Regions from separate parts of the Homo sapiens genome. Here region 1 is linked to region 2. Evidence: chromatin contacts called from ENCODE POLR2A ChIA-PET data. All regions are on one chromosome and are shown on one strand. Each heading gives the region's core, a stretch centred on a gene start or an enhancer-like site at or near the end of the contact. The rest is flanking DNA. Distances are from core to core; before and after follow the strand shown.

What was found. ChIA-PET counts read pairs that join two places held with the same protein, here RNA polymerase II (POLR2A).
Region 1: POLR2A ChIA-PET joins it to region 2 with 12 read pairs in activated naive CD4-positive, alpha-beta T cell. The contact joins the promoter of CDK12 here to the enhancer-like site in region 2. POLR2A ChIA-PET finds 5 or more read pairs at or near these places in 3 of 52 experiments (A549, OCI-LY7 and activated naive CD4-positive, alpha-beta T cell).

What each region holds. Positions count from the first base shown.
Region 1 is chr17:39,459,351-39,462,756 of GRCh38, reverse strand. It overlaps CDK12 (cyclin dependent kinase 12), which reads right to left and starts at 1,271. Exons shown (of 14, transcript NM_016507.4): 1 at 1-1,271. The coding sequence starts at 685. RefSeq lists enhancers at 490-619, 1-844, 1,010-1,069, 1,160-1,209, 570-1,494.
Region 2 is chr17:39,017,340-39,020,626 of GRCh38, reverse strand. All of the region lies in intron 1 of LOC105371767 (a long non-coding RNA gene), which reads left to right. Among named protein-coding and RNA genes, the nearest start is that of LINC02079, 8.1 kb to the left of the region's middle. Within about 2 kb of position 1,911, at least 2 of the 41 ENCODE cell types and tissues checked have a DNase peak (open chromatin) inside an H3K27ac peak, as active enhancers do.

The DNA.
Region 1 (3,406 bases), core at 22-2,521, 440 kb before region 2:
CAGACCACTTCCTGTGGGGGCTCCTGGATCTCCGTTTTGGGCTGTCCACTGTTTTGTAACTTTTGGGTGTTTCCCTTTTTCGATGACTTTTACTCCGGTCTTTGTGCCCAGACTTCAGCTCCCGTTCTTTCCTGGTCTTCTCCTTGTGGAGCTTGGATGACCTGGATTCCTTGCTGCTGCTTTTGGCTACCTGCGCCTTCCCATAGTCATCAGTCTCCTCATTCGAACGCTTTGAACTTCCCGATATCCGGTCCTTCATCGATCCCGACTTGCTGGAGACTTCTTGGCTTTTTTCTTTTTCGGTCTGTTTAGCTTTTAGTAAGTCCCGGGAACGCCTGTGCTGGTGGTGACGATGTTTGTGCAGGCGGTCGCTCCGATCTGATCCACGACGTTCGTCGTTCTCCCTTCGGTCTAGTTTGAAGGCCATGTCATCGGAGAAGGTGTCGGAATCAGAGCTGATATCATCATACTCCACCAAAGGTTTGATAACTGTGCCCAGGGATGCTGCTTCGGGGGTCACCAACCCCATGTCTTTGGAGTGTTTGGACTTATGCCGCTTGTGCTTCGATACCAAGCGGTGACGCTCTCTGCTGTTAGAGCTGCCGCCTCCCGATGACGGCTGCAAAGTTCCAGAAGCTCCTCCACTCCCGTCCTTCTTGCCCCCATGTCTCTCTGAATTGGGCATTCCCTTTCCCCTGACCTGAAGAAGGGAAAAAAGTTCCCCAGCACTCCAAAAAGCAACCCCCACCCACCCCCCCAACCCCAACTCCACGCCCACCAAAGCGCCCCGGGAAGGGGGTGGGGAGGGCAGGGACGGTAGCCCAGGCTCCTCCTCCCTCCCGACGCCTCAGCACCCTTCTACATGAGGTGGGGGGTGAAGGAGCGAGGGAAGAAATGAGAGTTCCTCGGCAGTGGAGTTGCGAGACAACGGGGAGCTGCTCAAGTCTGTTTCCTCTTCTCCCTCCGCCGAGCCAGTCCTCAGGCCCGGGCGCCGGGGAGGTCCAGGAAGTGAGAAGCCGACGGCCCGGGGCTGTGGAGCCGACTCCAGCTCTGGGGCCCTGCGAGGACTACGCGGGCCCTTCCCCTACCCGGTAGCCCGGTTCAGGACGGCTTCCTGTCGCCGGGGTGCCGCGGCCTAGGTGCCTCACGCCCCCTTTGTCCCTCGCTCCTGAGGTAGCCCCCTTTCTTGCCTCCGTTTCACCTCCACACCACACACACTCTCTCCCTCACACAGACCCAGTCACACACTAGATTAAACCGAAACGGCACTTGGGGAAGGGGGGAGGGGCAATCCCAGAAATCGTCGCGAGAGTCCAGTAGCCTCTCGCGATGTTTCGTGCTTCGCTTTCACCTCATTCCCCTGCTTATCAAACAACGCGAGATCAGGTCCCAAACTAGAAACGCGTTTCACCTGAGTCTCGCGATGAGCTCCCGGAGCTCCCCGTTTGAGCAAAGCTTTATTGAAACGGAACAAACCGAGTTTTTTTTTTTTAACCAAAACTTTATCGGTAACTGATTAAACAAACACTCCCAGGCTCCGTGACAAAATAATTTCAACATCCTTTTTAACAAATCTTTTAACTACCAGGATGACTTTTTTTTGTTTGTTTTTTGTTTTCCTTTGAGACGGAGTCTCGCTCTGTAGCCCATCCTGGAGTGTTAGTGGCGCGATCTCGGCTCACTGCAACCTCCACCTCCTGGGTTCAAGCGATTCTCCTGCCTCAGCCTCCCGAGTAGCTGGGATTACAGGCGCCCGCCACCACGCCCGGCTAACTTTTTTGTTTTTAGTAGAGACAGGGTTTCACCATGTTGGCCAGGCTGGTCTCGACCTCCTGACCTCAAGTGATCCTCCCGCCTCGGCCTCCCAAAGTGCTAGGATTACAGGCGTGAACCGCCGCGCCGGGCCATTTTTTTGTTTGTTTGAGACAAGTTCTCTCTCTTTTGCCCAGACTGGAGTGCAGTGGCACGATCTCGGCTCACTGCAGCCTCCACCTCCTGGGCTCAAGCAATCCTCCCACCTCATCCTGCCGAGTACTTGGAACTATAGAGTCGCGCCACCACGCCGTGCTAATTTGTTTCTATTATTCGTAGTGATGGGGTTTCGCCATGTTGCCCAGGCTAGTCTCGAACTCCTAGACTCAAGCAATCCGCGATCCTTGGTCTTGAACTCCTAGAATGAAGCAATCTGCCCGTCTGGTCCTCCCAAAGTGGCGGGATTACAGGCTTGAGCCACCGCGCCCGGTTGAGATTATTTTTTACAGAGCAAAAGACAAATGTCGGGACATTTCAACCCAAGTCCCTGAGTGTTTTAACAGTGCTTCCCACATATAGGGTGTGTGCTACCTGCCAAGAATTTTACATACATTATCTCTAATTTTCACAATTATCCTGCAAAACACGAGATTTTCATCCCTGTTTTATAGAAAAGGAATCCCAGCCTCAGGGAAGTTGAATAATTTGGTCCAACAAGTGCCACAGTCAACATTCAAATTCATGTCTTTCTGAGACTAAAACACAAGCTCTTCCATCCTATGGTGTTGTCTCCTTACCAATCTTTGCTTCAAATCTCAGAACCTAAAAGCTCATCCCATCTTGAGATCCTCCCATGGCCGTTATTGGATAATTTAGCCTTTCATCCTCATACAAAAGATTATAATATGAACAAGAAAAGCATAGTATTAATTAACAAGAAAATAACACTATCTTACACTGGCCCCTCATTTATTACTTTTTAAAAAACTTTCGCCTACCTTAAGTCATTCCATCTTCACAACAGTCCTCTGAAATAGGTTGTATAAGTGAGAAAACTAAGGCATGGAGAAATGAAGGGGCTTGTCCAAAACGGAGAAGTTCAGCTGGTAAATTCAGGACCAGAAAACATTCTGAATTAAGGTAGTCTCAATTCTCAAAAATCACTCTCTGTAAATGTTCTTGTTCCTTTTGCTCACAGGGCGATCCAAAACATTTTTTTTTTTTAACCTAATTTTGTGTGTGTGTGTGAAGGGTCTCGCTCTGTCGCCCAGGCTGGAGTGCAGTGGCACAATCATAACTCACTGTAGCCTTCCCCTCATGGGCTCAGGTGATCCTCCCATCTCAGCCTCCTGAGTAGCTGAGACTACAGCCACAGGCCACCAGCCCAGCTAATTTTTATTTTTATTTTTTTGTAGAGATGGAGGGCTGGCTATGTTGCCGAGTCTGACCTCAGATGCCTGGGCTCAAGCATTCCATCCACTTTGGCCCCCAAAGTGTTAGGATTACAGGCGTGAGCCACCACGCCCGCCGTCTCTAAATGATTGAGTCCATAAATATTGGTTCTAAAATAAAAAGATCAGGCCAGGCACAGTGGCTCACTCCTGTAATCCCAGCACTTTGGGAGGCCAAGGTGGGCAGATCACAAGGTCAAGAG
Region 2 (3,287 bases), core at 662-3,161:
TTTCCTTGCTCATCCATAAGAAGCAACTCCTGGCCTGACGCGGTGGCTCACGCCTGTAATCCCAACACTTTGGGAGGCTGAGGCAGGCAGATCACCTGAGGTCAGAAGTTCGAGACCAGCCTGGCCAACATGGTGAAACCCCATCTCTACTAAAAATACAAAAATTAGCTGAGCATGGTGGCAAGTGCCTGTAATCCCAGCTAATCGGGAGGCTGAGGCAGGAGAACCGCTTGAACCCGGGAGGCAGAAGTTGCAGTGAGCCGAGATCACACCACTGCACTCCAGCCTGGGGCACAAGAGCCAGACTTCATCTCAAAAAAAAAAAAAAAAAAAAGGAGCAACTCCTCATCCATTCAAGTGTTATCATGAGATGGCAGCAATTCAGTTTCATCTTCAGGCTCCACTTCTAATTCTGGTTATCTTGCTATTTCCACAACATCTGCAGTTACTCTCCACTGAAGTCTGAACTCCTCAAAGTCATCCATAAGCATTGGAATCAACTTCTTCTAAATTGTTGTTGTTGTTTTTGAGATGGAGTCTTGCTCTGTCACCGAGGCTGGAGTGCAATGGCGTGATCTCAGCTCACTGCAACCTCTGCCTCCTGGGTTCAAGCAATTCTCCTGCCACGGCCTCCCAAGTAGTTGGGATTACAGGCACTCACCACCACGCCCAGCTAATTTTTGTATTTTTAGTAGAGACGGGGTTTCACCATGTTAGCCAGGATGGTCTTGATTTCCTGACCTCGTGATCTGCCTGCCTCGGCCTCCCAAAGTGCTGGGATTACAGGCGTGAGCCACCGCGCCCACCCAAGAGGAAGCACCATCTATGTCAGCAATAGCCTTACAGAATGAACTTCTGAAATAATAAGATTTGAAAGTGGAAATTACACCTTGATCCATGGGCTGTAGAACAGATGTTGTGTTAGCAGGCATGAAAACAACATTGATCTCCTTGTACATTTCCGTCAGAGCTCTTGGATGACCAAGTGCATTGTCAATGAGCAGTAATATTTTTTAAAGAATCTTTTTTTCTAAGCAGTAGGTCTCAACAGTAAACTTAAAATATTTGCTAAGCCATGCTATAAATATGTGCTGACATCCAGGCTTTGTTGTTCCATTTATAGAACACAGGCAGAGTAAATTTAGCATGATTATTAAGGGCCCTAGGATTTCTAGAAAGGTAAAAGACTATAAAGTCACCAGCTGCATTTGCCCCTATCAAGAGGGTCAGCCTATCCCTTGAAGCCAGGCATTGACTTCTCTCTAGTTATGAAAGTCCTAGCTGGCATCTTCTTCCAATAGAAGGTTGTTTCATCCACATTGAAAATCTGTTGTTGAGCGTAGCCACCTTCATCAGTGATCTGAGCTAGATCTCTCGACAACTTGCTGCAGCTTCTCCATCAGCACTTGCTGCTTCACCTTACACCTTTATGTTACAGAGACAGCTTCATTCCTTCAGCCAACCTCTGCGAGCTTCAAACTTTTCTTCTGAAGCTTCATCACCCCTCTCAGCCTTCATAGAATTCAAGAGAGTTGTGACCTTGCTCTGGATTAACTCTTCATCCAAATTAACTCTTCATCCTCAGCACCCAAATATATGACTCATAGGCAGTTCCACTGCATAAACAAACAACACAAAATGAGGAAATGGGGAGCAAAGTGCCAGACACTGCAAGTGTTTCTGGAATAAATTCCTTCCTGGCCTGGTCTTTGCAATCCAGATTGTCAGTTTCTGGGGAAAATAACTTTCTGTCATATAAACATCGGAGGAGCAAGGAGCGTAGGAGGCCTGGGACCATGGCTCAGGGTGGATTAGAATCAAGCACCAAAAAGCTTAAAGGAATTTCCGCTTTCCTTTGTTTATGGTGATTTACCAAAAGGCCTTTTGAGGAAGTAGTTCTGCCTTTGAGACCTTAGAGAAGCAGACAAGCTCCTGCAGGTTTCCTTCAAGCTTTCTCTCAGTTCTCCTCCTTGGGTCTGATTATTAAAAGACATAACCACCTCTGTGGTTTCTGTTACTTCCATCTTGGTTTCTTCTTTTCAAGCAACTGTGTGGATTTGACACCCAGCAATTACAAGAACCTGGATGAATGCAGGTCTCTTGCACCAGTTGTATTTCCTGCACTCTAGTAAAACAAAGCTCCTCGTCAGTCTGGCATAGCTGATACTCCCACTCCCGCCTCCACCCCTGCTCATCATAAAAGGATCCCTTGGATAGGACTTTACAGCTTTCAAGGCACTTTCACACGTTCAAGTCTTAAAGGCAGGGCAAGCAGAGCGCATGCAGAGATGGGGCCGTCCCGGCACCCGCTGCGGTCTCTCCCCCTGCCCAAGCCCAAGCATGATGCTGAGCTCAGTGCAAGTTTAATGATACTTTAGATTGATGGATCCCCTTAGTTTTCTAAACACTTTCTCAGAATATCTCATCTGATCATCATATTAAAATACAAAAAATTAGGCTGGCCGTGGTAGCTCACGCCTGAAATCCCAGCACTTTGGGAGGCTGAGGTGGGTGTATCACCTGAGGTCAGGAGTTCGAGAGCAGTCTGGCCAACATGGTGAAACCCCGTCTCTAGTAAAAATTAAAAAAAATTTAGCCGGGTGTGTTGGTGGGTGCCTGTAATCCCAGCTACTCGGGAGGCTGAGGCAGGAGAATCGCTTGAACCCTGGAGGCAGAGGTTGCAGTGAGCCGAGATCACGCCATTGCACTCCAGCTTGGGCAACAAGAGTGAAATTCCGTCTCGGAAAAAAAATAATAATAATAAATACAAAAAATGAGCTGGGCATGGTGGTACAAAAGTAATGCAGTTTTGCTATTGCTTTTAATGGCAAAAACCACAATTACTTTTGCACCATCCTACTAGTTCTTTGAGGTTGGCAAGGGGGGAATTCGCATCCCATTTCAGGGATGAAGGAAACTGAATCTCAGAGCCCTGAATGATTTTCCAAGGCCCCCCTGCAATGTAACCCTTCTGAGAAGATCTCATCAGAACTTCAACTCTGCCCACCACCAATAAGAGAACAATAAGAGCTAACATTTACTGAATGGCTCGCCTGGTGCAGGCGGTGCTTAGCGCCTCATATGTGCTCCACATCAGCAGGTAGAAAGGAAGTGGTTATCTTTAACCATTGTTGGATTCCCAAGGATGTCAGTCCAAACACGCTTCTTGGGCACTTATCCTGGGCCCAGGAAAGCAGTTCTGAAAATACAGAAAACAAGAACTAGTCGCACTTACAGTGCTTACTGTGGAGTCAGTGAGGCAAGATGAAATCACAAGAGGCTGGCGC